Linked DNA regions of Homo sapiens: regions 1, 3, 4 and 5 are each linked to region 2. A link is a loop called in an ENCODE intact Hi-C map of the cell type or tissue named here. Cell type or tissue: PC-3. All regions are shown on one strand. Each heading gives the region's core, and the rest is flanking DNA. Links, peaks and the distances in the headings are about the cores only. Region 1 overlaps DPYD (dihydropyrimidine dehydrogenase). Region 2 has its middle 190 kb from the start of SNX7-DT. Region 3 has its middle 110 kb from the start of LINC01776. Region 4 has its middle 120 kb from the start of LINC01776. Region 5 holds the start of MIR137HG (MIR137 host gene).

Evidence for each region. Hi-C counts contacts between places; a loop is a spot of excess contacts. Peaks named below come from ENCODE experiments on the same cell type or tissue, not always from the same donor. Only the 100,000 strongest peaks of a DNase experiment are listed, where the experiment ranks them.
Region 1: a loop joins it to region 2, with 5 times the contacts of the local background. A loop is called at or near these places in 10 of 110 quality-filtered maps.
Region 3: a loop joins it to region 2, with 5 times the contacts of the local background. A loop is called at or near these places in 8 of 110 quality-filtered maps.
Region 4: it touches region 2 in a loop (7-fold over the local background); 8 of 110 quality-filtered maps call a loop at or near these places.
Region 5: it touches region 2 in a loop (10-fold over the local background); 26 of 110 quality-filtered maps call a loop at or near these places.

The regions. Positions count from the first base shown.
Region 1 is chr1:97,817,254-97,823,581 of GRCh38, forward strand. All of the region lies in intron 3 of DPYD (dihydropyrimidine dehydrogenase), which reads right to left. Among named protein-coding and RNA genes, the nearest start is that of DPYD-AS2, 23 kb to the left of the region's middle. In PC-3, for the core only: a CTCF peak has its summit at 3,384 (motif pointing left); a DNase peak (open chromatin) is centred at 3,388.
Region 2 is chr1:98,465,006-98,471,333 of GRCh38, forward strand. No RefSeq gene overlaps it. Among named protein-coding and RNA genes, the nearest start is that of SNX7-DT, 190 kb to the right of the region's middle. In PC-3, for the core only: a CTCF peak has its summit at 3,350 (motif pointing left); a DNase peak (open chromatin) is centred at 3,306; H3K27ac peaks cover 800 bases.
Region 3 is chr1:98,320,836-98,327,163 of GRCh38, forward strand. No RefSeq gene overlaps it. Among named protein-coding and RNA genes, the nearest start is that of LINC01776, 110 kb to the left of the region's middle. RefSeq lists an enhancer at 2,645-3,844. In PC-3, for the core only: no CTCF peak of the experiment used is centred there; DNase peaks (open chromatin) are centred at 2,296, 2,726, 3,286 and 5,396; H3K4me3 peaks cover 1,431 bases; H3K27ac peaks cover 4,881 bases.
Region 4 is chr1:98,328,906-98,335,233 of GRCh38, forward strand. No RefSeq gene overlaps it. Among named protein-coding and RNA genes, the nearest start is that of LINC01776, 120 kb to the left of the region's middle. In PC-3, for the core only: no CTCF peak of the experiment used is centred there; a DNase peak (open chromatin) is centred at 2,456; H3K4me3 peaks cover 546 bases; H3K27ac peaks cover 3,977 bases.
Region 5 is chr1:98,048,091-98,054,418 of GRCh38, forward strand. It overlaps MIR137HG (MIR137 host gene), which reads right to left and starts at 1,603. Exons shown (of 5, transcript NR_046105.1): 1 at 1,288-1,603. LOC124900404 (a long non-coding RNA gene) reads left to right here and starts at 6,289. Exons shown (of 2, transcript XR_007066241.1): 1 at 6,289-6,328. RefSeq lists a silencer at 6,131-6,328. In PC-3, for the core only: a CTCF peak has its summit at 3,168 (motif pointing left); DNase peaks (open chromatin) are centred at 3,181 and 4,991; H3K4me3 peaks cover 167 bases; H3K27ac peaks cover 842 bases.

The DNA of each region.
Region 1 (6,328 bases), core at 435-5,434, 650 kb before region 2:
TACTTCTACTCGATTTTCAAAAGAGGCAACACATTTTTTAAAAACAACTTGTCAGAATGGGAGACTTTTTTCCCCAAAATAAAATAAACACAAATACCTTCAATGGAAGGTATTTAGTACACATCATAATAACCTGTAGAAATGCTGGATAAGAAATTGTATTAATTATCTTCTAAATGGAACAAGCTGATATATGAGAAATGAGAAATATTATAACTAAATGTCAATGTCTATCTTCCAGAAGAGATGACTTACAAAAAAACATAGGGCCAGCTATTTTATTATAGTATATTGTGACATATATACCAAATAATTAGAACGAGTAATAAAAAATGCCAACGTGCTTATAAACAATATTATCTGTAAATCTATTCTATTAGTCTTCTTTAGTTGTAGAAAATGACAAATATAATTACAAAATACTTATTCAAAACATGTAAACCACTAATTTTCCACTTGTAAAAGCCTGATTCAAAAAGCAATTTACTTTAAGGTTTACTTAAGCTTTGCAACTACATTAAAATATGATAGTATATACACAACAGCTTGTTAACAAGATTATCATAACATTAAAATCATAATGTGGCACTTCAATTATGGATACTTAAAATTAAAGCTAATCCTCACAGTACCAATTTTTATCTCCTAAATAATTTTAGCTATTAGCTGCTCATTCAAAGTCTGTATCTAAAATGATAAGCATTCTAGAGTAACGACTTAGCTCTGCACTTTTCTTTGGTAGCAAAACAAAAGCTGCATCCCTTCTTTCCTAGTCCTTAATATACAATCTTTTGATACTAAGGGGAAAATGCAGTTTTTTCCTGACCTTGCTTGGCTCAGAGCTTCTTACTCATGTTGCTGTTGCCAATGCTGTTGTTTCAAACAGATACATTCTGTATATCAATGGTACATATTTCTTTTCTGGTTTTATCTTTCCAAAAATATCAAACTATCACTTGCAATATTAATTTGATATTTTCTGCAAATACTATGTTTGAACAAATGTCACCTAGTACCTACTAGGCACCAGGTGGAACAAACCAATGCTTAGATTAATGAGTATTATAATGTATTTCATAAATAAATAATTAATAACAATTAATTGTGTTAGCCTATTAACTGATTTCATTTTTTCTACTGTTTCACCAGATTTGTACTTGATAATTATGTAATCAATATTTCTCACCTTTGAATTCTAATTCAAGTTTAAAGTGAAGGAAAAGATTCTAAATTGAAAGAATTCTGTATTTATAAATGACAGTTAATAACAAATCCATAAATAATCCAGAAGCATTGTTGCCGACCATATGGTTGATTTTACTAAACACTGGTAACAGCTAATATAATTGTTTTCTTCTATTTCCCCAATTAAATTATATTTGGGCCATTTGAGCAGTGAGATTGGAAACTGAGTGTCAAATCTTGCTTTCACTCACTCCTAAAGTGAATGAATGGAAGTAATATTCCTAATTTACATGGCAAACAGATAATACCAAATGTGTGTATCCGTGTGTGTGCATGTGTATATATGTGTATAAAGACATATACACACATTCATATTACAAAATGTACATGAAACTAATTATATAAATTACCAAATGTGTGTATCCATGTGTGTGCCTGTGTATATAGGTGTATAAAGACATATACATACATTCATATTACTCAAGGTACACGAAATTAATCACATACATTACAAAAATTACATAAGACTAATTACATATATTTTCTGACCTGTATTTCAATGATATTTATTAGGGCAGGTGCATGATTATGTAAAGTAATCATGCACTTTTGTCTTTTGATTTCAAAAAAATCTGAAAGTACTCATCCTGATTGACTTCCTCATGTGTTAGGTGGCATAAACCAAATCAAAGAACCTGCTCTGGACATGGTGAAATATGTGTTTTTCTGTAATAGAAATGATAAAGATAACATGTTCTCTGTGCATAGAAGACAAGAGAATACTCTTCTCTGCTGATTTGGGGAGTAGGGCTTTCAGGAGGTTCCTGCTGATCTATTTAGTGATAGAAAACTTGGAAAAACATAATTAAGATAGAATTTTAGAAATGATTAAAATAGAAAAGAGTTGAAACATTGCTTCTGAATCCAATCTCACTGCTCAAACTTTTCAAGTAGTTAAAATATACCCTTATACATGGGCATTTCTGATTATAAAGGAATTTGTTTTTCAACACTTTGAAAATTAAAAAAAAGTTACAAACGTTAAATCATGTATTACTACTTCCATCATTACATAACATTTTCAGAATGTTTAAAAAATTATTTACTTTCCATACTATTAAACAACCTGCTAATTTCACTGGAAGTATTTTGTTAATACTTTCTCATTTTATTTATTTTATATTCTTCTTCAATGCCACTTTGATTTTTCCCTCATAGCTTTATATTTACTTTGTAAACTACTTAATCAATTTGCTAATCTCAAATACTTAGCATGCCTTGTCCTTCCACTCTTCCATTTTTAACTATTTTAAAAGAATTCCATAAAATTTCCTTAAATCTTTGTAATCCTAATGAATACACCTGAAAGGCAAGGGAAGTCCAAACTCCAAATGCTGTCACAGTGCAAGTTTTCCTTGACTGCAAAGAGGAGATTTTATAGAGAAATATATCCATACATATACACACATGTAATATCTATATAATACATACCACATATAGAAATATGCATACACATGCACACACACAAATCTCTAAGAATAAGATAAAGTAGAATAATGGCCATATTATTATCTTTAAATCTTATTCAGAGGAACAAAATTACTCGGTTCATGGTTTACTAATCACAGCTTCCTCGGAGTCATGGTTCATGTAGAAGTATCAGTTAAAGTATCAGTGTAATTCAACCATTATATTTAGCAACAGATGCAATATTAACATAACCCAAATCATAAACAGCTAAAATAATACCTAGGTTCCAGTAGTAACACAACCCTTAGGTCAGATGGTAGTCAACACCAGTACTACTGAATACTAACAGAGGAGTGAAATTAAAGACATACATTAGGCTAATACACACAGACGGGACATACCTGAAAAGCTGAAAAACTACCTCTTTTAAATGTCTTGGTATCTCTTTTCGGACCTCAGCCTTTCAATAAAAAGTTAGATTGCTATTTATATTGCTTCCACCTCTAAAAGTCCTTGAGTTGAAGGTAAAGAAACAATGACATTAAAGCAATTTTAACCTTTTGACTCAAATAATATTTAGAAATGTTAGACCTCTTAAAAGCTACTTTCCAAGTTTACATGGCTATACTTTTATATTTAACTCTGTATAAATGGCTGTTTATGATGCACCTACAAATAGTATACACACACCAGTAAAAAAGCCAGCACAGATAAACTGTGCAACTCAACATCACCATCTAGTGACAAAATTCTTAACACGTGATAAAGCCAAGCGAAAAAGAATACATTTCAGAGACATTCTGTACTGGTAGTTCATCTTTATAGTACTAATGTAAATATAACAGATCTCACTGAATAGACTTCGCTCTGCAAATAAAACAATGCCTAATGGCAATGTTGGCACTCCAAAAATAATTTGTATTCTTGCCATAGAGATATACTCATAAATCTATTAACAATCTATATTTTATGTGTATTAAGAAATACACTGTAAAAAACTCCCAATAGTATTTTTATTTTTTTTATTAATGAGTATATTCTATATGTACCTCTTCTTTTTCAGAATCTGACGTCACCTTTTCTCAAGTTATTCAATTCAAGTACCTTCCAATTGCATATATCTATTACCCATAGCCCTCTACTGCCTGTGAGACTGAAAAGGGACAAAAAGACAACACATTGGAGGCCGAGGAGGGCAGATCACCTGAGGTCAGGAGTTCGAGAGCAGCCTTACCAACATGGTGAAGCCCCATCTCTAATAAAAATACACAAATTAGCCAGGCATGGTGGCACATGCCTGTAATCCCAGCTACTTGGGAGGCTGAGGCAGGAGAATCTCTTCAACCTGGGAGGCGGAAGTTGCAGTGAGCCGAGACCGCAACAATGCACTCCAGCCTGGACAACAAGACTGAAACTCCACCTCAAAAAAAAAAAAAAAAAAATACAACACAATGTTAAAAGTGGCCCCATCCTTCCCTTTACTGTTCAGGATTTATCACAGGGGCTAAAATAGGTACAGAATATGATAGTAAAGAAATCAAATCCCTTTGGCATGATTACAGAGTTGAATCAACCAAGATAAAGAAAGAATATGATGAAAAGAAGTTGAGAATTTTACCTCTAAATTCATTATCATACTATAAACCAGAGATTTGACCTAGAGATGATGCACTTTTTTCCTGTCCTTAAAATGCTTTTTCTTTGATTATCATTTTCAGAAATGCTGTATAAGATTTCCACACCCATGGCACTACAATAGACTATGTAGAAGTTGGACAAGATATACAGCTTCTAGTATTCTATATGCTAAGACTGCAGTGAACTTCTCCATTGAATTCCATTATTTATACATTACACATGTAATTCTTGTAAGCACATACAACATTAAAAGGAAAAATGTATACAAACATTATATTTTATATCTTATTTTTATTAATTTTCATAAATTACAAAGCATTCTCTCCTCTATATCCTAGTTCCTCATATAAATCCTAGGAGATTTTAAATCCCATTTTACAAAAAAGTAAGAGTAAAATAATTAATTTACCTAAAATTACAGTTGGAGTCTCAAATCTGATTCTTACTATTGATTCCAGTATTTATTTCATATTTTTAGTTTTCTCCATTTTTCCTTCACTGTTTTTCTAATTATTCATAATATATTCCCATTACAGAAAATATAGAATGGAAAAGCATACGCCTCAAAAAATTATCTTTACGCCAACCAGCCAGATGTAATAGCCACATTTCATTCCTATTTTTTCTCTGCATTTTTTATATTCAGTTGAGATAATATTCTACAAGCAATTTTGTTTCTCTCTCTCTCTCTATATATATATACACACACACAGATTTATTTTAAATATATGTAAATCTGTGTATATATCTGTAAATATAAATATATTATATATCTGTATATATACACAGATTTTATATACTTTATAAATTTATAAATATTGTAAAATTCTAAATATGAATATATAAATAATATATATTTATATGTAATATATACATTTATATATATTTATGTTATATACATATAATTGCCTTGTCTATTGTCTTAATGGTAGACAATTAGTTCCTGTAAAATTTGTTCAGGGTTATATTCCATAATTTGAGTATCACATTCATATTATGCATAATTTCTATGGCTTCTGCATAATATATTCCTAGAAGGTAAATTAATACAAAAAAAAGTATGTTTGTTTTAAGTCTCTTAATACTTAGTGACACAATCCTTTCCTTAAATGCAGCAGTAATTTTCAATCCTCTGAGAATGTGAGAATGGCTGTCTCACCATTCCATCTCTAGCCATCTGTGAGAATGGCTGTCTCGCTATTCCATCTCTAGCACTCAAAAACTTCCCACCAAACTGCATTAGCAGCAATAAGCAAGAGATTGGTGTATTTTTTGTGAAATTTACACTTTTTGTTTGCCATTAGAGTTGAATATTTCCAAGGGTTACTTAATCATAGTTTGCCAATTATCTACTGAGTTCCCAATTTTTAAAATCTGTCATACATATGGCAATATAGTACATTGATGTCTTTTAATTTTGTGATTGTCCCCATTTGCATAAGTTTTTTAAAATAAGTTTGTTTTTAATTGGCACATAATAGTTGCACATATTTATTGGATACAGTGTGATGTTTCAATACATATTAGATTGTGTAATGATCAAATCAAGGTAATTAGCATATCTATTACCTCAAACACTTGTCTTTTTTTGTTTGTTTGTTTTGTTTTTTGTTTTTTGTTTTTTTTGAGACGGAGTCTCACTCTGTCACCCAGGCTGAAGGGCAGTGGCGTGATCTCTGCTGACTTCAAGCTCCACCTCCCCGGTTCATGCCATTCTCCTGCCTCAGCCTCCAAAATAGCTGGGACTACAGGCCCCCGCCACCATACCCGGCTAATTTTTTGCATATTTAGTAGAGACGGGGTTTCACCGTGTTAGCCAGGATAGTCTCCATCTCCTGTGACAACACTCCAAATTTTCTCACGTTATTTTAAAGTATACAATATATTACTGTTGACTATAGTCACCTTACTGTGCTATAGAACACCAACCTCTCCCCATTTCCACTCCACACTACTCTCCCAAGCTTCTGGTAACCACTATTCTACTCTCTACTTCTATGAGATGAACGTCTTTAAATTCCACATAAAAGTGAGA
Region 2 (6,328 bases), core at 639-5,638:
GGGTGGGGAGTACTTCCAGTTCTATAAACAACTACTGAAATCATATTGCCTTTTGCTAAACTTGTTAAAGTAATTCAGTGGTAAGAGATCCATATTTCATATTTCAGGCATGTTCAGGCATGCTGGAAAAGGGGCAAATGCCAAGCCTTGTATATCTCAGATCTCAGGAGGGACACTGAGCTATTATCGGGTCTATATACATATATGTGTATCTGTGCATTTGAGTGAGCTTCTCAGACTTAGAGACATACACTTACATATCTGCTAAAACATGCATTGATTGTCCATCACATACATGGTCACTCACCTTACAAACAGCTCTCAGATAGCAATGCATAATAATGGCTACTACAACATCCTCTAGTTTGGGGAACCTATCCTTCATTTTCACCTTCACATATATTAAATCTACCCATAAGACAAAGATACAGAAGTGGCTTCTAACTGCTATGATAAAGAGTAGCATGGCCTTAACTTTCTTTCTTAATTTTTTTTTTTTTTTTTTTTTGAGACGGAGTCTCCCTCTGTCGCCAGGCTGGAGTGCTGTGACTCTGTCTCAGCTCACTGCAAGCTCTGCCTGCCGGGTTCAAGTGATTCTCCTGCCTCAGCCTCTGGAGTAGCTGGGTTTACAGGCACGTGCCACCATGCCCAGCTAATGTTTGTATTTTTAGTAGAGACAGGGTTTCACCATGTTGGCCAGGATGGTCTGGATCTCCTGACCTCATGATCTGCCTGTCTCAACCTCCCAAAGTGCTGAGATTACAGGCGTGAACCACTGTGCCCAGGCTTAACTTTCAAATTTAGGATTAAGAAGGCATTGTTTTCTGTAGACTCTCTTGTAGGACTGTAGAATAGAGTTTTTGTAATTTATAGATCAGCTACATTTTGAATTCAATAAGCTTTGATAGTTAGGTTGAAACACTAGCTAGCATTAAATATTTTATTCCTAGAGGAAAATGCACTCTAAGTGTTCAAGTAAAATTTCCAAACATGGTATTTATCAGGCCTTAATTGCAGGGATATGGAAATTGGAGTCCTGTTTGCTCTGTCTGTAAAGCACAGGGAGAGGAGATGGTCTAATAGCCTTGGAAAGTGCTTTGGAATTTAAACAGCCTTTTCCACTTAGGAGCAAAGGGTACCTTGAACATGTTACCTGAACTCTTTGAGCCCCAGTTTCCTCCACTAGGAAAAATACATGTTCATAAAACTTCTTTCCAAGAGTTTTGTGAGAATTAAATGAGAGAATATATAGAAAGTGCTTAGCACCCAAAGTTTACTCAAATTATGGTAATTCTTTTACCATTTCTTTGACTCAATAAAATATTATTTCTTTTTCATTCTCAGTTTTTCCTGTAACACCATTTCCACATTCTCTTCTCCCCATCTTGATGGCACTTTCTGTTTTCTTTTACTCCTCTCTTTATGCCTTTGCTTTCTCTCTGGGCCTGAAGCAATGTCATCTCATGGGCCACTATTGAATAGATAGAATTTTTTTCTAACACCCACCTCCCTTGAAAGTTCTCTCTCTCTCTCTCTCAATCAATTTAGGAAGCTTCCATAGGTAGTATTTCCTGCATACCTACTATATATCAAAAACTTGATGTAAATATCACAGATATTATGATCTCACTTAATCTTCATAACAACCTATGCAAAATTAGGTACTGGGAAATTTAAGACTCAATTGGATTATATGGTATGCCCAGAACGAGAGAACTGGCATATAAAATTTCTTCTATCTGCAACATTTTAGCTTTCAGTTAAAGTTTCCTTTTGGTAAATAAGCACACGCACATGCACACACACACACACACACACACACAGAGAGAGATAAGGAGGAGGAGAAGGAAGAAGAAGAAGGAGGAGGAGGAGGAGGAGGAAAGAAGAAGAAGAAGGCAGAAGAAAGCAGAGACTGTGAGATATGAAAAAAGAGAAACTAAGTATATGCAAAGTTCATCTGATCTGAATTCCCACCTTCCGCCCATGAAGAGACTGTTCAGGTGTTTAAACGTGATGTCCATGTTTTTGAAAACAAATTTGAGGATGCGAATCCCTTTTCTACTCTTTTCTGTACCTTGCCATAAATACAATGGCATGATCTGAGAGTTCTGTTTGTGAGTTGTATTGACAAAACATTGTCTAGCAAAAACTCAGCAATAAAAGTGTGTGGCATATTCTGCTGGGGTGTAGATATTCCTGTGTGCAGTGGGCTTCTCACTGAAGTATAAGGCATCTCCACTTCTCTAGCATTAGCATGTCTGGCTTAAAAAATAAAAAATAAGGTGACATGTCTGTCACTTCCCTCTGAGATATGCCACATGCCATAAAACATTTCAATCACCCCTTGTGCTTAGAGTAATTCTCTTTTAGGCTTGGCTCCTCCTCAAGATTTTTCAGGTAAACAGCATGAGATTAGTGTATGTAATCTATAGAAGGGAGCATGGATGTTTTTACTTCACTGTTCTTTTTAAATTGAAATAACAGCAAACAAGCTTAATTTAACAGTGATTTTTGAGCATTAATAGAAGAATGAGAAAGGAAGAAATCCTACAAAGGAATACTATTATTGAGGAAAATCTCAATAATCTACATGATATTTCCAAGTGGTAGATTTTATCTCAAAATGTCTATGTCTAGAAATCTGTAGTATACAGTTCCAAGTAGTCAAAGTTTCCTTATATGGCTCCATGTGTACAGGCACATCATGATTGTGTCTGTTTTTCTGTGAGTTTTCCAGGCTAAAGTTTCCCAGCTTGGCAACAATGCGGCACAGGGTCTGTTAGCTTAAGGCAATTGATTCTTCCCCTGATTTTGGCACTGCACTAGAACGGCTCTCAATCCAAAATCAAGGAGAGAAGAAAGAGAGAACTGAAAAGACAAGAAGGGAGGGAGGACGCCAGGAAGGGGAGAGAGAAAGAAAAAAATATATATATTACTGACAAAATACTACTTGATAACCAACGTTGTCAGTACAATCATTGTCACTCGATTTAAGATGGCACAATTTAAAATTCATAATGAAATCTATTTTAACTGTGAAATATATAGATTTCGAAAAGATTTTTCTTTTGCAAAAGTATGAATGCTGTGAAATACATGCTTCTTTTTTTACATTGCATTTTAACCTCTTAGGATAACTTTACCATAAATGATGTGAAGTTGTAGCTATCAGCCATATCCAATTAAAAATGCTAAGCCAGTTTCATCTAGAAAGAGAGACGCTGACAATATCTAAATATATATATATATGATAAATTAGTTATTGTCAAAGCGATCACCACTCATTATTGTGCTTATACAACAGTGTCATCTAGTGGACACTGGTCAGGCAAGTTGTAACTAAGATTCCTGAAGAAGCTTATTTAAAATGAACTATCCTTAAATGAAAATATGCTTTATCTTTTTCAATTCTCTGAAACTAAAGCAATTTAAATAATTATTTCTAGTCCAGGCCATCATTTCAATTCATATTTTACCAGAATAGTAAAGGAACTGAGAACTTGTGTCTGCAGAAAAAAATAATTTTAAGATCACATTTCTTAAGAAGGCAAAGAAGAACAAAAGAAAATAACAAAATTACTATAAAAGGTAGATGTCAGTATATGTATGGCATTAGGAAGAGAAAGTTGGAGCTGGAAGATTATTGAGCAGAGTTCCAGTCTTTAAATCTAAATGACTAGTGGCTACATCAACAATGACAAAACAAAGGAAGTATATGGGAGTTCTGTGGTCTCACCTCCACAGCTTTGCCATTTTTCTAGTACCTTTTTTGTATATTTGTGTAGAAGAGATATCTCCTTTGAAACACATTTTTTAAAAAGGCATCTTTTCTTATAAAAACATTAAATGTCATTCATTTTGAGTATTAAATTTCTGTGTCATCAAAGCCAGTTAGCTTTAATTTTTCCCCAACAAATCAAATGCTGGAGATATATAATGGGCACTGCAATCTATTTAATAATGTTGCTGATTCCCTGCATTTTTTATTGAAAAAATAAGGAAATATTGCATTCACTGGAAAGATGAAAAATAAAGCTTTTTAGCATTTCATCAAAATAAATATGGACACTCATTTTTAAAACCCCGGTATAATATCGTGTGAATTTTCTCACATCAACTAAGCAGCGATTAACACCTACAGGCCCATGCCCTTGCTTTGCATTTTGAAACTACTCAAAGGTAAAGTGTTGTTTTAGGGTTCTTTTTGTTACAGAGAAAGTGGGAGGAAAAGGAATATTAAAGCTATTAATAGGTACAAAGTTTCTGTTTTTTAAGTATCGAGTTCTAGTTGTATGTTTCAGTTTTTCTAAACAGAATGTTTTATGCCAATTTGATATCTTTGATAGTATTATATTATTTGGTTTGAAAATATTCAAGTGATGCTTGATGCTGTAAAACAGATGCTACTAAATATTTCTCCCTTTGATTTGACAATATATTTTTTTTCCTCTTTGTTTAAGATGTTTAAAATATTGTTAGGATGGAATACCTAACATGATATAGTATAATAGATAATTTAGAAAAAAATGACACAATACTATAGTGGTATACTAAAGGATCTTCTTGCCTGTGTATTCCTCCATATTATTAAGAAAACATTTAGTTGTTAAAGTAATTCACCAATTTGAAGTAAAGATGTAGCAAATCTTAGCAATTATTTGAAATAACTACTATTTCCTCAGTAAACAGAAAATACTCAGCTTTTTCCAAATACTGTGCTTTTACCTTTATTTTTTTTAACAGTGTGATACAAGCAAATTAAGTAGAAATTCCATCTGCTTTCTGGATGTAATTTTTATTGACTGTTAATTCAAAATTAGGACGTTGGTATTTCAAGACAGAATATTTACACTGATTAGTACATAATTTGCTTGTAAAATTCGCTAATTCTTTGTAATATAAACCTACCATAAGTGGAAATAACATATTTTAAAGTATATGTATAGGGTGGGCTTATTTGAAATGCTGTTTTTTAATTGCAACACTTGGATCTTAATGTAGTAGAAGTGTGCAAGTTATTTGGGCCTTTTGGGGAGAAAGAAAATCTTGAATTTTGATGGCATCAGAGGAAGAAATATTCTTTTCAAATTTACCCAGTTTTTCATTTTGCATAATAAGTTACTTTATACTCACTCAAAATTAAATTGGCAAGTCACAGAATTGAACTGGCAGCTGATAGGCAGTGCTCAGGTTTGGTATTTTTGGCTGAATCTTTTCCCAATAGGAAGTCAATAACTATTGAGTTCTTATTAGAGACTGAAAAGCATCGTGAGTGGGATAGAAAATTGGATAATGTTCTGTGACCTTCCCAAATCTTACAATCCAGTTGAAGAGATAAAACTACATGAATGAGAAATTAAATGGCAATGCAAGATTTACATAACAGTTCACTTTGATAATAGACATGTCACAGAGAGGTTCATGCTCATTTATCATATGAATAGTCCAGGAATTGAGAGATTCCCCTACCTGTAGCAGAATATTTTGTAATAAATCCTGGAGAACAGATTCCTAATGAAGGTCTTTGTAGAGTAGATGTACAATTAAGAGGAAGTAAATGACACCTGTGACATCCTTGCCCATTTCTCCTTTTGTTTTCCATGGATATTTTAGTAATAACTAGAAGCCAACACTGTTGATGCCAACCTTTCACTGTAGGTAAATGGAATTTGTTTGATTTCTATGAAAATATTAAGTTTCTCAGAAAAATCATTTCCAATATCTGTCCCTTCAGTAAATATCACTCAACAGATAAGTAGCACAACCTAGTGATCTACACTCAGAAGAGGCAAACTAGATTCTTGATGTCTTAACAAGACACTAACTACTGGGGAGCCAGAAGTCTCATAAATTTTAAGGCACTCATCTAGTTCATTTTTGAATCATAGACTCTTTGGAAAGCCAGATCAGTAATATGAACACTTTCTAAAAATATTTAAAAGTGTTATTCTCATAAAATATTGTTTTGCTGCTCAAATTATTTCTCCCTGTTTTGTTCTATTTCTGAAATATTAATATATAATTAATAATGCTACCTTCTACTACTAGGAAACAGGTAAATACATTTTTAAAAAGTGAAAAACTTTATACATTAGTTTATACCAGTTGCCTAATATCATGGAGATTTTTACATTATTTTTAGTAATTCACCTGTTATATTCCCTGATGTTTTCTTAATTGAATTACTTATATAAAACTTTGATATAACATTAAGAATTTGTTAACTTTCATATCTTTACCTCATTGGTTCTTGATTCAAGTAAGGTTTTATAATCAAATTATATTTCTTTGGGTTTTTTTTTTCCATTTCCACTGACCACGGCCATTC
Region 3 (6,328 bases), core at 729-5,728, 140 kb before region 2:
TAGACCTAAATATACAATGTAAAACTATAACACACCTAGAAGACAACAGAGGAGAAAACCTAGATGAACATGGATATGGTGATGACTTTTTAGAAACAATACCAAAGGTATAATCCATGAAAGGAAGAATTAATAAGATGGATTTCATTAAAATTAAAAGCTTCTGCTCTATGAAAGATGTCAAGAGAATGAGAAGTCAAGCCACAGGTTGGAAGATAATACAGTCAGGTATCACTTGACAATGGGGAAACATTCTGAGAAATGTGTCGTTAGGTGATTACGTTGTTGTGCCCACATCATAGAGTGTACTTACATGAACCTAATGATACAGCTTACCACATACTTAGCCTGTATATTATAGACTATTGCCTCTGTGCTACAAACCTGTACAGAAGTTACTGCACCGTAGGCAACTGTAACACAATGGTAAGTATTTATGTATCTAAATGAATCTAAACATAAAAATGTACAGTAAAATTGTAAGTCAATGAGAGAAGTGGTATGTGCTATATATACTTTTATATGACTAGAAGTAGGTTTGTTTACACCAGCATATGAGTAATGCATTGCATTATGATATAATGCATTGCACTATTGATGACCATAATGTCACTGGACAATAGATATTTTTCCACTCCATTATAACTTTATGGGACGACTGTTTTATATGCAGTCTGTCATTGACTGAAACATCATTATGTTGTATGTCACTGTAATTACATAAGGTGCTTCTAATAAAGGACTGTTATTCAAAAACACAAAGATTTCATAAAGCTCAACAATAAAAAACAAACAACCCAATGTGAAAGTAAGCCAAAGACTTTAACAGATACCTCACCAAAGAAGATATACAGATGGCAAATAACCATATGAAAATATGTTCCACATCATATGTCATTAGGGAAATGCAAATTAAAGCAATAGTAAGATACTATTAAATACCTCTTAGAATCCCCCAAATTTGGAAGACTGACAACACCAAATGCTGGTGATGTAGAGCAACAGGAACTCTCATTCATTAATGGTGGGAATGCAAAGTAGTACAGACACTTGGGAAGACAATTTGGTTGTTTCTTATAAAACTGAAGATACTCTTACCATATGATCAGCTGTTTGGTATTTACCCAAAAAGTTTAAAACTAATGTCCACACAAAACCTGCACTTTATTGTTTTAAGAGCTATGTTCATAATTGCCAAAACTTGGAAGAAGCAAGATGTCTTGCAGTATATAAATGGATAAATTAACTGTGGTACATCCAGACAATGGAGCATTACTCAGTGCTAAAAAGAAATAATATCTATTAGGCCATGAAAAGACATGGAAGACCTTAAATGCATATTATTAGTGAAAGAAGCCAACCAAAAAGAGCTTCATACTATATAATCCAACTATGTGACATTCTGGAAAAGGCAAAACTATGAATACAGTAAAAAGATCAGTGGTTGCCAGGAGGGAGGCAGTGGGGGGTGGGGGGACGGTGTGAATCAGCAGAGCACAGAAGATTTTCAGGGCAGTGAAAATACAGCATCTGTATGATACTGTAATGATGGATACATGTTATTATACATTTGCTCAAAGCCATAGAATGGACACCAAAAGCAAACACTAATACAAACTTTTGACCTGGGTGATTCTGATGTGTCAATATAATTTTATCAATTATAACAAATGTTTGCTAATACAAACTTTTGACTTGGGTCATTCTGATGTGTCAATATAATTTTATCAATTATAACAAATGCACAGGAGATGTTGATAATAGAGTAGGCTATGCATATGTGGGGGCAAAGGGTACATGGAAACTCTCTGAGCCTTCCTCTCAATTTTACTGTGAACTGACAACAGCTTTTAAAAAAATAGTCTTTCAATATGAAAAAAGTCAGGGATTTCCATTTTTGCCTTGTCACAGAAAATTTAAAAAACAGGGGCAAGAGACAATCATAATCTTGCAATCTCAGTAAAGCAATACTAACATATCAATGCATTTCCTTTCCCTTGCTTTCCCATCTATCTTTTTACAAACTGGTTGTAATCATGTTAAATATATTTTACCCTGGTTTTTAATTTAACGTCATATCCTAAGTAGTTTCTCTGTTTCCACATGATTTAAAAAAAAAAATCAGTTTAATATAACATAATAATTTACTGGATATGCCATAAGTCTCTGAAATAATCCCTGCTGTTCCTATTACAACTGTAAATATATCTCTTCTCTGTTTTTTCTTGCTTCTGAAATTAAGCTGATTATTTGGTATAAATTCATGCAATCCAGAAATGCCACATTCAATCATGCATTCCACATACATTATTGACTACTTGATGCCAAGTACTGAGTTAGTCTCTAGGTATGTAGTGGTAGACAGAAAAGTTATTGCCCCGGCCTTATAAAAATGTATAATCTAGTGGGGGAAGGCAGGAACAGGTATTTTAAAAATGGATACAAATAATTATATATTTCTGAACTATGATAATGTTATGAATGAAAAAGCATGGTGCTTTGAGAAAAAACACTTGGAGAATTGGAGGGGGACACCCATTTTAATTGTGTGTTCAGAGAATACTTTTCTGAGAATGTGGCATTTCCAAATGATTAAAGGCAGCTAGCATAATAGAAATCTGAGGAAATATGATTCCAGATAGAGCAAACTATATGTGCCAAGGCCTGAAGCAGAAATGTGCTTACAGGGTTTCAGGAATGAAGCAAGAGGAAACCAGTGTGACTGGAGAGGGAGTGTCCTGAGATGAGGCTGGGGTGAGATCATGTTGGGCATTGTGTTGTCATGAAATTTGGATTTGATTTTATAGGAAATGAGATTTGATAGACCTTGAAGAGGGCAGAGGCATAATTGCTTTTATGAGAATGGTTGGAGACCTGCAAGAGTGAATGAAGACAGAAAGATTAAACAATGCAGAGTCCAGATGGGGGAAAATGGAGGCTTTTGCTAGAAAGTAGAAGTAGAGATGGAAAAGAAAAGATGAATTCAAAACATGCTTTGGAGGTAGACTTGATAGAAATGTATTTGATTGGAAGTAGGGGTAAAGAAAACGGTAATTCCAAGAATGACCCATATACAAACTGTGGTGGCTTTGTAACATGCCACTTTGGCTAGGCTGAATTACATTTCTGGTGAGGGTGGGCCACGGAGAAATTCTTGCAAGATTTGGAAGGCAGGAAGGAAGTCTCAGCTATTTTGTGGTTCACACGCCTTGTCGCTTATCTGCTGATTCACCACCTTGGAATGAGGCAGCAGCTGAGCCTGCAACTGTTCAACTTTCCTCTAAACTTTCCTTCAGCTTCTCCAACTTTTGGACCAATTCTATAGCACCATGATGAAGGGCCTTTGCTTCTGCAGGTCACCCATACCACCAAAGCCAATAAATGTGGTTTTGCTCTGTTCTGAGGAGTTTCAGTTCATGCCTGTGGGTTCCAGCTCTTTCTTAATATCCTTGTATTACATCATGTTCTCTTTTTCACTGTCTGCCCTCTGGACTTCATGCCCAAGCAGCAGACACAAAGACAGCAGCCTTACGGAAAGTGTTTAGCCCCCACAATGGTATCAGGCAAAATCCCTGTAACAGACTTGTCTGTTACTGACTTGACTGATCATAAATGAAAGTAACGTGTTTCCAACATTTTGCAGAAAAGTCGCATGATTATTAGTAGTATAATACTTATTGCTATGTTCACAATGGCTTGTGTTCAATACTACTCATCTTCATTTTTGTTGACAAGTGTCATGTACAAGGATAAAATTTTTGCTGAAATCATACCTTTTTCTAAGAAGTCTATGCTGCTTTAATTTAGCTCACTGAGTTGTTCCTTAAAATGATTTTTCTTAATCTATTGGTCTGACTATAAGCAACTTATTCTTTAAGTCTAATAAAGAGAGATTGAGTGTACCTATTTTCTTTATTTATGAATTATACTTACATAGAAATCTATCTGCTCATTACAAGACTATTGGTTAAGATAGGTATAATCACGACTGTCACAAAAATGTTATTCAAAGTTCCATCATGATCATAGAACCTCATACCTCATCTTGAAATTTTGAGGGATACAAAATTAAGACAGTAAGAGAGGAGAGAGTGACAGAGACATACAAACAAAAAGAGAAAATAAAGAGAAAGAGAAAGTGAATGAGAGACAGAAATGTGCTTTTAAAGAAGTTAAGATAATAGTAACTCTGAGTTGCTCCAGAGGAAAGGAATACAAATTTCTCTGTATTAGAGGGATTTTCTGTTTTTGGGAAAAGAAGTCTTAATTTTGGCTTGAATATAGAATCAAGCCATTTTAGTCATTTTATTTGAATTAAGACTTTCAAGTTCTGAAAGCTATCAAGATAAACTTAATGTCATTACAAAATAGTGAAAATACAATAATTGCAAAGTGTAATTTCAGTGAAGCCAGTACTGCTGCTGGAGGTTCTGGATAAATGTCCCTTACACACAGGGTGTAGAAAAGGTTGGGACTGACTGAAAGTGTCTGGAGAAAATGGGAATGCTGCCTATGATGTACTCATTAGTGGAACAGGTCTGCCATTGTTTCTGAGAAGAAAATGGAGACTGAAGGCAATGTTATTCTGAAATTACCTAAATAACTAAAATTATGAAAATATACATAAATAAAAGTTAAAAAATCAATTATTTGAATTATTTAGGAAAAGGAATCAGGCCTGAGTTGGTATCAGTTGAGCCCAATCGCTTAAGTATGATTTTAAGGAGGCTTTTGCAATGTTCAAATGCATTGATTTGTTATTCAACTCTACTTCTCTTTCCATAGGTAAATAAACTTTCTGCCTCATGACTCCTTCCCTTCTTCCTTCTTTTTCAAATGCTCAAATCTGCTGTAGAGTAAGTAAATCTTCTATTGGCAATGAGTCCCACAAAGAAATAATGTCTTCGTTTGTTCAGGTATCATGTTTTGACAAGAAGAATCTTGCTGTTCCGTTATTTTCTAATCTTAACTGGATTCAACCTGTTAGTCATTAAACTCCCTAGCAGATGGAAAGAATAGTCTGTAGTGGTAGTTCCCCAAACACCGTGACTTCAAGGGGTCTGATCATCCAGATAGATATCAAACAGTACTTATATACTGAAAAAATGACACTTCATATATATGTACTATGTTTCATATGTATGCAGATACTAATTGATTGATAAATTAGAAATTTGTTTAAAAACATTCCCGAATTTAAACTACTTTTTTGGGCACTTAGTCACTCTAAAGTAAAAATGTAATTTCCATTATACGTGATTGCTCGGTTTTAAAATGCTGCCTTTTTCTTTTGATGTACTTTTTATTTTTTGTCAAAACAAGGGGCTGGGCATGGTGACTCATGCTTGTATTCCCAGAGCTTTGTGAGGCTGAGGCAGGAGGATGGCTTGGGGCCAGGAGTTTGAGACTAGCTTGGGCAACATAGTGAGACACTGTCTCTAGAAAAAAATTTAAAAATTAACCAGGCATGGTGGCACATGCCTGTAGTTCCAGCTACTTAGGAGCCTGAGGCGGGAATATTGCTTGAGCTCAGGAATTAGCAGTTACAGTGAGCTATGACTGTGCCACTGCACTCCAGTCTAACTGATAAAGAAAACAATGTATTTTATTGCTTAGAAAGCCAAGTAATTTAAAAATACACATTTTGTAGATATACATATATGTTCATATGTGTATATATATACAAGAAAGGGTGTATTTAAAATATTCTTATTGATAGGGCTACTAATAAAAAAAATAAAGCACTCAGTTATAGTCTATGATTTTTTTTTGTCCTTGATGCATCAGCAGTCATTTTTTAAACCACTGTTTTCCAGAATTTGGTAAAATTTTCTTATCCATTGATGGCTTCTTTCTTTTCTGGAGATAATATGGATTCATATCTTTAGATTTTTTACAGGAATTTTGTTAGGGAAATGGGATAAACAAATGTCCTTTAGCTATCATTTTTAACCAGAAATCTCTTTTCAAAAGTTTTAACATCAAGAAAGAACCCTCATGCTTGGAAACACTGGGAACCACTGGTGAAGAGCAAGAGCCCTGGGAAGAATCAGGATTTCACTTGGCCTCTGCCACTGACGTGCGGCATGACTGTGGACCAGCGACCTGCACCTCTTGTGCCCCAGTTTACTCCTCTGTGAAATGAACACTCATGCGAGATGATGGCTAGACTGTCACCAGGTCTCCTATTTGCTAGTACGGTGCCCTCTTTGACCAGCAGAATAAAGATGGATAGGTGTTCTACCTACATACAGTCATCAAACTCATCAAACTGTGAGCAGGAAGAGAGAAAAGACTGGGAAACTGAGCTAGGTGGAGAGGCAGGAAA
Region 4 (6,328 bases), core at 445-5,444, 140 kb before region 2:
AAAAATCACTTCCTAATTATTCTATCTAAAGTCATTTATCTCCTCCTCCTCTCTATTTATACCTTTCTCAGCCCCACACTGGTTTCCTACACAGCATTTGTCATCATCTGTCAGTATCCTATTGCTTTATTTACTTGTGAATTATCTGGCTTATCTGATGGTGGGTAGTCTCCAAGGAGGGACCCAGTATTGTACATCAAAGGACCTCAAACAACCTTTATTAAAAGGATGTATGAATAACTAAGTAACCATAGCACCTAAATTTTCCCAAGAAAAACTTAGTTTTCAGTGCACTTGAAAGTCTACTCATTCTTTTTCTGTGTTTCTGAGTCAAATTGTGAAACTGACTTTGGTGGGATATAGTTATTAACATGTTTACTGATTTCTTTTCAAATTTGGGAGAGGCTTGAATTCAACAGAAACATGACAGTATGTAAGGGCCAGTTTCCTAATACTGCATGGCAGTGGCCGCCTCGTAGGACGGTGCTATGCAAGTTCTTCACAGTATCACAGTAAACACCCTGAAGCCTAAAGTCAAAATATGAAACATTCAACTATTGTATGTGAATATAGTCTTGATTCACTAACACAAGGGCAGTTTTTGTAAACTATACAACTGTGCACTTGTTTTAATTTTAATTTTTTTAAGGAAGAGATGCTTTCTAGGGTGTTCCATATTCCAAATTTATCGAACTGGACACTATCAAATGCAGCAAATAAAGACAATTATGTCCTGTGTAGTATATAAGATATATACAACATTGCTTTGTTGCTGCAGAGTTGCTTGCCACCAATATTGGCCTGAAATTTTACTGCTGATTGGTGCTTAGACCAACTGGACCACCAAGAAATTAGGCTAGTTTTATCCAAGCAATGGACTGATAATATCTAGGGTATGCTTCAGTTTTTTTTTTTTTTCAGTTAGTTACCAGAACTCTGTACCTACGCCATATCAATAGTTGATATAGCTTTCCTTAAGTAGCAAATTTCAGTTGAAAAGATGAATTAACCATGGTTAGAAATGACAAGCTCTGATTATACAGTTTAATAAAGGCTCTTTAGTTGCAGTGGAAATTTCCTCAAGTTAGCTCAAATGAACAATTTGTTGTTAAGGTATGATATCCTCAGAGAAATAAGTTATAACCACGTCTCTTGGGAGCTAGAGCCCCCAGGGACTGAGACGTCTACCTGCTCCATTTCACCTCACCTCTTTAGTGGCCGATGCGATTGATCTTCTTTGGGTCCCTCTGCTTCATTGTTTCTACCTTTCTCTAGAGAATGACGTTGGTGCGTCATGGCTGACAATGGCTGCTCCAAACCTCACTTGACGTGACCTTTCATTTTGTACTCCTCTCCTCTACTATTTTCTAAATATGCAATTTACTGAAAGAAATGAATTAGTTGTTGGCAAGGGAATGGATTGATTTTCCTAGGTCAGATGTTCACCTCTGACTTAATCTGCCATGGTGTGATGGCTGGGTACCATGATGGACGCATGGCTGTCTAATCCAGCCCTTTAGTGGGAATTGAAAGAGGAACTGAAATTCTAAGTTTTGTATGTCATCATATACCACATAATCGATCTTTGACATTTATCAACACACAACAAAAGTTCATGAAAACAAAAAGAAGAGCAGAAAAATTGAAGGAGATTTTACAAAAACATGTAACAGAGATTTGGGGAAAATATATCTTGCTTCATATGTGTTTTTCACTGAAATCATCACTGTGCCCCCATATTTAAGGCTACTTTCATGATGTAGCATGAGATTCTTTAAATTTATGAAGAGCAATAATTTTATTCTAAATAATCCTTCTCATTTTAATTTTTCCTCCCATGCATACATGGGGATGCATTTCAGGGGTAATATGAGGAATATAATTTGGATTCCACTTTCTTTTTTCTAGCTTTCACAAGGTCTAGGTCCCCTTAGGCATGATTTCCCTGACTTAAGTTTCACTGAATAATGATCTTTGGTCCACAGTAAATATCTTTTTTTCTGTCTTTTTTTCTTTTCCACCTTTTCCTTTTATCTTCCAAAATCCACTATTATTTTCTCTAAACAACAATTCTCAGTTTCTTTTGTAGTTACACAACTGTTGTGAATATTAATGGTATTCTTCAAGGGGTATTATTTATAGCAGGAAATATGGGCCTTTGATCAGTGTTTTTCTTAAATAAAACCCTCATGCATTGTGGGTAGATTGTATTTCTCTTATCTTATGTTGGGCATTTCGTTGCTCATTTCAATCTTTCCTTCTATAACAGACTTGGAGGCTGTTGGAGACTTTTAAGTTGTTCTTTTTAAAAAGCCTTTTTCTCCTTTATTATGTGATCTCTCTAATGCTGGCTCTGGGAATGGTGATGTCTGCCCTGGTTGGAAATCCTTTTGCTACACTCCCTAAAGGCAGCAAGTGATTCAGGGGTGACTGTGTAATTTGTTTTGTACCGTGGAATTCCTGCCATGCCTATATGTATTTAGACCACAGGCAAACCAATAAAGTTGTCATAGAAACAAAGCATTTCATGAATAAATCAATCCATAACAAACTTGTAAACTTCAAACAACCCACTGTGCTTTAACAACACATCCGTTACATACACAAAATAATCATGTTTGTAATGAGCAATGCACAATATTATTCTTTCCGATACATTTGGTCCTGTTTGCCATCTTATAAATATTCCTTAATGTATTTTTATGCAGCCTGTAGATTCCCACTGAGCTGGAATGAAATAAGTAACTCCAGCTGGTATGATAATACTGGAAAAGCAGACTTTAAAAAATGTACCTTATGGTGAACCCCAGTTCACACAATATGTTTGGAATACCTATTCAGATCAGAGGGGATTGAAATTGTGGCTAATAAAGTTTCCTCATGTTGATCAACTCTAATATTCCTTTTTCATTTTTCAGTTTGCTTGTTTGGCTTTTAATATCCTGCTCTGCATATAGTGGGCATCTTCAGGGAATGTGGTTGACTGGCAGCAGGGTGTGGTTAGCTATTTGAAAAGTGGCACTGGGTATTTTTAAAAGGATGAACGATCTGTGCCAGAAACTATCGTGACCTGATTGGAGAAAGAAAATGCTTTGAGGAAAAAAAGAATATTATTGTGTAAAACTTAAATTCCTTTGCAGATGGTAAAAAGACAAGGAAAAGGCAGAGCTAGAGAAGGAGGTCAGTGTAGTACAAGTCCTCTGGGGCTTGCTTTGGCTTCCAGAACATGAGAACTTTTCTTATTTTCATTTGGTGTGAAATTCTCTCTGTGAGTACATTTAGGTGTTGTCCTGCCTAGCAGACACGCTGGATTAGATCACCTTATTGCGGTATCTTCCTCTATTCTCACGAGTTCTGTTAACACCTTTGGCTACACCTTCATTGTGACATCTCAGCCTAATTAGACATCTCACAAATGCCTGTCATCAGATGATCAAAGGGCCCTCTATCCATATATTAAGGTATAGATATGAATTTTGTTTTCCGATAACTGCCTTAGTAATATCCAACCTTACTATGTTGAATCTCATAACATCCGGGAAGATTCCAGAGCTTTTCAGCCACTGTCAATTATTAAAATGTAGTCCAGTCTAGTTTACAACCTTAATTCCATATTTAATTCAAACTCTCTTCTTCATTGTTTTTAAGTGGGGAGAGTGGCTTTGGCCAGCCCTCTCACTTCCAGGGGTTTATGTAGATCCCTGGGACACCTCTTTTCCTAAGCACTACCAGGTCTGGGCAGGGAGGGTGGACACAGGAGGATGAGATTTTTTTGTTTAAGCTACTGGGCAGACTCTTGCTCATTCTGTTCTCTGTGCTTCTGGTGGCCTTCACCAAGTGATGGTCTTGCCCAGGTGGTGTGCATGGTTTCCTTGGATCAATGGCAGGCTTCCCTAAAGCCCATCAACTACTGATAACACCCTCGTAAATGGGATGCCACCTCTCTTTTACCCTTGTTAGGGGTTGTGCTGGGTGGAATAGTGTTCACTCAAAATTCATATTCACTGGAAGCTGTGAATGTGATCTCATTTGAAAATAGAGTCTTTGCAGGATAAATTCAGACATAAAGATATAGGGGAGGAGAAAGTCAGGTGAAGTTAGAGGCAGAGAATGGAGTGACCCATCTACCAGCCCAGGAACACCTAGGATTTATGACAACTACGAAAAATTAGGAAAAGGTAAGGCAGGATTCTTCTCTAGAGCCAAAGGGAATATGGCCCTGCCAACACATTGTTGTTGGGCTTCTAGCCTCTAAAACTGTGAGAAAATAAACTTGTTTTAAGCCACCTGGTTTGAGGTCCTTTATTATGGCAGCCCTGGGAAGCTAATAAACAGGTCCACATCTCAAATTTCATTTTTAGGTGGAAAAAAAGAACCATTCAACATCCTTACAAACCTCTAAACAAGTGTGCTCCAAACTGAAGTCGTTTTCTTTCCCTAAATCTGCTCCTCCATGTGTACCTCTAGATCAAGCCTGGCACCCCTCTCCTCTGCGACTCTAGCCTCCCTCTTGAGAGTTGTCTTCTACTCTTCCCTTTCCCTCACATCCTCTCCCTCCCCACATCTTTAAGGCCTCATTTCTTTCAGGGGGAAGTCCAGATTCTCGATGTTTATTATGCCTCCATCCTTTGCCCTCGAGGTGTCTCACTAGCCTCACCTGCAACCACAGGTACAGGCTGTGCTTTGCTTCCTATGCCAAACTGTCCCTCACCCACCGCAGCTAAGGTAATTATCCTCACCTGCAACCACAGGTACACACTGTGCTTTGCTTCCTATGTCAAACTGTCCCTCACCCACCCCAGCTAAGGTAATTATCTTTCTTTGTTCCTTCTCTGGGCCCCCATAGCACTTTTGTGTCAGTTAGTCACTGATGTCTTCTGCTCTGACACACTAAACTTTGCAGTCATCGGGGCAGGCACTTTGCCTTCTTCATCACTATTTCCCCCAGTGCTAAGCAGAAAGCCTGATTAGAGAGAGCAAAGAGAAAGGCATGGTATATGAGTGGAAGTGGAGCAAAGGGGATAACACCTAAGAGAAAGGGATAAAACTCCATAAGCATAAAACACCCGTATAAAGGGGTATTTTAACTCTCCTGGAATTTCAACTTCCCGTAAATGGTAAAGGGGCTCATAGGGGTTATGTAATAAAAACAGGACAAATGACAGGACAAATGATAACATTCCGAGATGGCTTACAACCTGCCAGACCTATGCTGAGCACTTAACTTGCATCTGTCACTTCATCTACACAACAGCCTCTGACAAATTCCTTCAATTGATGAAGCAAATGGGGCTCTGAGACATTAAGTAAATTGCCTTAGGTCACACACTCAGTAAATGGCAGGAAGAGGATTTGAACCCAATTGTGTCTGAATCTGATCATGGTTTTAACAACTAAGATTTATCCTGTCATGTTGCATAGGTTCTGAGTATTATGAGTATTCTCCTACAACTGAGGAAGTGCAGCTGCTGAATGCAGTTTTTCCTTGATTGGGACAACATCAATCTAAAGTCAGTAAGGAGTATCTTCATTAAAGAATATTCTGCCCAAGTTTCATACCTTAGTGATTTATTTAATCTTGGCATCATAGAGAAGTGTATTAAACAACTTTAGGATATTAGTGAGAAAATTTTTCTTAAACATTTATATGTATTTCCTTAAGTGTAAAATAGCGTTATTATTGAGGGCTGTTATAAGAACTATATGAAATAATGGGAAATGTTCATTTCTCTCTCTCTTTTTTCATCTTTTTCCTGAACTATAACTTGCATGTAATGCCTTATAATTTTTAAAAGTGTCTTCATGTATACTTAATTATATAAAATATTCATTATGAAATACATTATATTTAACACATATTAGTAGTAGTAGTAGTAATTCATTTGATCAGCATATCTGGAGGGTTGAAAAGACACAGCTTCTGAGGGGTCCTCACCATTAGGCTGGGCCAGATGTTCCAGAACAGTCAGTACCGATTCACCAATTCTGAGTGCACACTGTGCTCTGGGCATCCCTGACCACCCAGTGATCACTCAGCAGCAAGCTGAGCACATCAGGGCCAAACTTAATCCTCAGGGAAGCCTCATGGGCTGAGTATAGTACAAAAAGACTTGTTCTGGCTTACAACTGTTTTGGATTTAGATTTCAAAGAGTTTAACTTAGACTTTAAACTCTTAAAAATCACTATGTCAAAAGCAAAATCTATATGGGATTCTTAACCTAAGTACATACGTGCATTTCTTTTTCTCAGCAGAATATCCATAGGATTCAAAAGATTTTCAAAGTGGTTCATGGGCCAATGATGGTTAGGAATCTTTTTATTTTTTAC
Region 5 (6,328 bases), core at 676-5,675, 420 kb before region 2:
TTATAAACTCAAAAGGATGGTCAAGGGAGGCACACACACACACACACACACACACACACACACACACCCCAATACACAGGGCATCAGAATCACAGCATAAATACCCACACAGCTTTTCAATGCTTTCCAAGTAGTCTCCTTCAGTTTTGCTTCCTCACAATTAAAATAAAATATATACACACACTGACCCACAGACTCGCACGCTTTAAGAAACTAGAACAACGCAGTTGATATGCTTTCTTTCTACCCAAGTAGCAGTGCCAGCCTTTTCCCTACCTACCCAATGTTCCACCAGCTTCAGCACCTGGACGAATGGACAGCTCAACCCGGGCCGACTGCCGGCAGCACTCGCAGCAGAACTGACGCTCTGAGCTCTAACCAAAGCTCTCTCGTGCTTGAGCGGGGCAGCCTGACTTACGAGAACACCATTTCCTACGAGACCACTGCCGCTGGGTGCATATTCAATTCAAGCCTCCTTAAGCTGTCGGATTTCCCCCACCCATCCACCCTCCCCCCCTTCTCCACCCTCCACACAAAAACAAAAAAGGGAAAAAGCCCAATACCATCAGGGCGTTTGTTGATCAACTTACACTTCGCTTTTGAATATTTAGATACTGCTAGCGGAACAATATCAGCGGAGGCTTAGGTCCGCATTAAGTACCTTTGTTCATCGACTCCTGCAAGCCATGTTTATTAGAATCTACATTTCTCTCGCGCCCCAATAACTAGAGGTGTGTTTTGCGGGCAGGGGGCTTTCAGCACCTTTTGATCTCTCAAGGCCACCGCGACTGATTGACGGTTCCCAGTACTTTCCTATGCTATCCCCCATACTCCAACACCCATCCCAGTTAATCGCTTCGCAATTTGCAACCAAAAATACATAAAGAAACGCGACAAAGCAATGGGTTTGAGGAAATAAGCCAATTAAGCTAAAGCTGAAATGCCTCTCTCTCTCTCTCTCTCTCTCTCCCCCCCTTCTCCCTCTTTCTCTTCCCCCTTGACTCCCTCCCTCTCCCTCTCTCCTTCCCTCTCAAGTAGAAAGGGGGAAACACCAAGGAGAGAGAAAAAATCGGGAGGAGGGTGGTAGTCGACTCTTACAGTCAATGGAAAAAGAGTATACACATCTTTACTGAATAATACTCTCGTTCTCAGACAAAAAGAAACACATTTTTCGATGTAAACATAGTCTGCCTCTGCCATACATCCTACATCCTTTACGTTTGCTGAGATTTGTCTTGCTGTATGGCAAAGTAACTGTCACAAATCCATCTCGATTGAAGTGCTTACCCTCTAAATCCAGGTTTCAAGCGGAACTCCAACTGTGTGTAGAAGCCAGGGAGTCATCTGATGTGCAGTGAGGTAGGCTCTGGGCAGTGTGAGCTGCTTCTTCTCTCCGAGTGCCGGGTTACAGTGTTAACAAGCCTTGGGAAGGGACCTCGGCGCCTCGCGCTGGCTGTGCCCCAGTGCCTTCGCGTGGTGGCGGCTTGCTCATGCTTCCGAGGAGTCCCAGGCGATAGCCTTCAGCTGATGCGAGCTTCCAGAAAGGAGTGGGGAAGGGAAAAAATCATCTAATGCAATCAAATCGATCTGATCTACACCATCTGTCGCCTGCCACTATACACAAACGTTAAAATAGGAAAACGGAAAACACTGACAGCCGAGAGGGTTGGTCTGCAAAGAGTTCATTTTTAGCAGAGCATAATTCGATATGGTCGGCGTACAGTTACAAAAGCTGCTGTTAACCATCCAGTAGTGGATCCCAAACATGCTAATGGTGGATTAATTGAGGAAGATCTGACGTGCAAGCTTCATAGTCTCTTATTCATGACTTCCCAATGGGAAAGGACCAATGCCTTGTGGGACTATGGTAACATACAGTCAAAAAGCTGCTAAGAAAATGGCTGTGTGTTCACAGCACCTCTCTCTGATAACAAACATATGTCGACTAAAATGGTTTAGTAGAATGGGAGGGGGTGTTGGAGAATAAAATTTTCTTTCCCCGTGTAAGCAATCCCCATTTTCTTTTCTTAAAGAAAAGCAAAAACAGATATGATCTCTTTACCATAGTGGGGGGAAAAGGATGTTTTAAAAGGTTTTTATCAAGATCAAACTCTGCCATATAAAAGAAACGGAACACTCCTGTGCAGCAATTCTTTAAAAAAAAAATCTATTCTCATTTTTTTCCTTACTGTGATCAAAGTAGATCCATAGCATGTGCAGTATACAGAAACTCAGTCCAGTTAATCCCACCAGGATTGATTCAAGGTTGTTTAATGCCAGGTACCCTTTTGACTTCTTAAAACCAGGATGCCTTTTGGGGAAGGCATTTTGTATCATTTAAAATTGACATAATGAACATTAAGTATGATTGCAGTGAGGAGATGAGAAGAGTTTTCCTTTCTAATTCTGTAATTACTCTCTCTAGCCAAAACCCCTTTTGGTCTGTTTCCAGTCTTCCCAGATCAGTTGATGGGGAAATATAGGGATGGGGGAGGGAGTGGAAATACCGAGAAGGAGGGAAAGAGAGTGTGGATTATCGATAGCCAATAAATTCTATTCCACTTGTAATAGAAAAATATATAGCAATAAAAGAGATAACTCACTAATTGTTGATCGTGATTTTAAGTTTAAACCAGTTTTAAAAAATAATGTTTGATACATGGAAAGAAGACATATTGCAAACAATGGGATGACTGCCCCCCACCCATTTATAGTTATAGGTTTAAAAAATATTGAAATAGGGTTTATTATCTAGATATGTGACTATCTTTTATTAAATATATCTCAAAATTCCATATTTCCTCTGATTTTTGTCATCCATTTGAACACTGAAAACTATGGTCACTTTGATTCTGCTGTCTTTTCTTTGGTAACATACATTACATAAATTCTGTAGTAAACAATTAGTGTTCAGGAAAATTCTAAAGATGAATGTGTCTCCTAAAACTTTGATAATCTCTTTAAGGAAAAAAAAACCTAACAGTTATGAATTAAATTAGTCTAAAAATATAGCTTGAAGACAAATCAAACAATTTACCTGATCTTTTGTTTCAATATACATTAATTAAGCACTCTTTCCAACCTACACAACATTCCAGGGTCATAGTCAGATATTCAAGTCTAATAGTTCAGCAGCCTTTGTTGTCATTCGTGTCAAGCTATTGCCCCCTGCAGGTTAGGCTGAAAGTGCAGGCAGAATTTGGCCAAGTCCTCAGGAAATTGATGGTACACAAGTTACTCAGTCTCTCCCAATATTTAACTAGAGTCAACTTTTTAAGTTTGCTTTCATTATGGTTTAAACTATTTATTTACAGATAGGTAGTACATTAAGAAAAATGCTCTTTAAAGATGTGACTTCAGTTTTTCTTCTGAGAATTTAGCTGCATTGAGTAAACCATCCACTTTGTTGTGATACAAGGAGCATTTTGACACATTTAGTATAGTTTTCTTCATCTTCCCTTATCCTTATTCCATAAGATCCAGCAAAATTAAAAAAAAAACATATGTAACAGGATTGGAATTATGAATTCTCATAATAAATATATAGCCCTGGGCAATTTGATATCAGTATGCTTTTGGTAGACTCAATGAAGTGTGTGCAAATCAAACCATTTCAGATTCTCCCTGCTCCTGATATGATGAGGTCAATTACACCATTTATCTTGATTATAAAATTAAACATTATTTCAACCTCCATATTCCTGCTATACTATCATCCTTTCCCACAATCAACTTTTCCAAATAGGGCACCTTGCCAAGATGAAATAAATTTATAATTGACAGAATAGAAATTAAATTACATCAACTCTTTCACAATATTAGAAAGTGGAGCAAGTTTATAGAAACGACTTCAGAAGGTTTATGGAAAGATTCTTTTATTCTTTGGAAGTCAACGATGTGGCTATTCACACTGAGTTGTAAAGAAACCAGCAATGGTATTTCCCTATTACATAAATATTCATCTCATTGAGCAGTGGGATATCATTATGTGAAATATAATCAATTCTAACACCAAATTAGCAATCAATAAGAATCTTACCTAGTCAAATTATAGTATTATTTCAACATTGTATGAAAGTAGCTAGAAACATGAACCGCACTTTGTTTTTTTAAAGCTATTATGAAATGCTCAATAAAGACTTAAAGTTTACTGGCAAAACTTGGGTCTTTTTTGGAGGATTTTTTGTTACCCTAACTACTGATATGTTTTCTGGATCCTCCAGAATGGACATATGGGATAGGAACTGAGGATAACTGTGTCATATTTTAAACAATATTAAAAACACAACAAGCCAACACAAACTAAAAATAACCTGAATACTTATCTCTGTTTTATTACATTTTCAAAGCTTGTTAAATTTCAAGAGGACACTACATCTATACATTAAGAGCTTTGCATCTACAGTTCATTAACACTCCTGCTCCAAGTAAAGAGGGGATTTGGACTAGGTTGTGAGACTATTAATTGCACAAATATGTTGTAGTCAGAGCAGTGACTGGTTGCCTGCAGCAGCCATTTCTAGTTGTCTTTGAGTATGCGTCTTTTTTTTAAAAAAGTCATCTCCTCTTCAAAGTCATATCTCACATATATATGATTATACTTGATTGTGTGTACTGAAGCACATTGCTATTGAGTCAGAAATTTTCAAGTATCTTGATTCAAATGACTGTCAAATACCTAAGAACAGAGTTGCTTTTAATTAGCATGCAGAAAAGAGAGATGATATTTGACCTGTGAGTCTTAATCAAGGGGAATATTTTTAAGTTCTCCCATAAACGATGTAGCAGATTGCTTGCAAGTGCCTTGAAAAACATAGTCCTACTTCTCCTCCTACTATCATTACTATTGTTCTAACAATTTCTAAAGGATCAGAACAGAGTTCTAGAAACCCTGTAATGCTGTTATTGCCCGGAATCCTGGGTTATTAAACATTCTTATCCGCAGAAGCAAAGGACCATCCAATCCTATTCATATGCATCCTATGACTCAACTCAGTTTCCACTTGGCGGGCTGTGTGTGTGTGTGTGTGTGTGTGTGTGTGTGTGTGAGAGAGAGAGAGAGAGAGAGAGACAGTGAGAGAGAGAGAGAGTGAGAGAGAGAGAGAGAGTTCATCCTGAAAGCGCTTATGTTTCCAGAGGTTTTCAAATGCAAATGGAGTGGGAGTGGTGGTGGCCGTGATGGAGCGTACTGTGTGGGTGTAGGGGGATTTGGGGAGAGGGTGTCGTGGGCAGTAAGTTTAAACAAATTCAAGGCCATTACTACCACTGCAGACCAAAATAACTTAGGTCTGAGAGACCCCCTTAGAAAGATACAATGCCTTCCTCATCTAAAGGGAGCTAATACCAGAGTGATCTCGGCGCTCGCGCAGTTTTGAGAGAGGGTCCCGAAAACCGCCGGAGGCCAGGTGTCGCGGACGGGCCCCGGGCTAAACTCTCGTCTGGCGAAGTGAAGAGCGCAAAGTCTCCAGGCCCAGCGCGCCTTCGCGGGGCAGGCCGGACACCCTAGCCCCGGGCCGGGCTCGCTCTTCTCTGAAGCCCTGGAGCGGGCAAGGGGCACCATTCTGGCCACAGGAACTCTAGTTTCAGCAGCCGCAGCCCGCCAGCGCTGGCTCGGACCGGGGCCTCCTCTGGGAGAGTAGGAGAGCGAAAAAATCAACCACCACCTTGGATTTCAGATCGAGGAAAGGAAGCCAAAGCAAAGGTGTGGTTACACAGGACATCCATAGACAAATCGTTGCCTCTCTAAGTGGGCCTGAGCTTTGCGGCTCCAGAAGCGCGAGGCGCGGTTGGTGCGGACGCGGGGGCGTGGGAGTCATCGCTCTCCCCGCAGCCCTGGCCGAGCTCTCTGCTGTCCTCCCGAGTTTGGGCCAGAGACCACGGCTCACTCCCTAACGCCCTCGCAAGGACGGCTGCCCGTCGGGCCAAGGGCGCCCCGGGCTGGAGGCCGGAGCAAGACGGCCCCGCGGGACTCGGGAGCCTTGGTAAGGCGGAGGCTCAGACCCCGTTCACGAAAACGCCTGGCTCCTCCAGGATTTGTCAGGTCTTAAGCAGCTCCGAGAAGGCTCCGCTGGCTCTTGGGGAACCCCGCTGTGCGGCTCACCCCCGTTTGTCTCTCTCAAGCTCTCGCCCTCCTCCCCTGGTCCTCCCTTCTCCAGATCCCCTGCCCTGCCCGAGGTCCGGGCCGCGCGGGCTGAGCCCAATACGCCCGGAGAAGAGCGCCGGAGCCCCCTGCTGGCCGGACGCGGCAGGCGCGGCGGCCCGCTCGGTCCCCTCCGCCCCGCGGGCTCTGCCCAGCCCGGACCCGCCTCCACCCTCCAGTGCCCTGGCG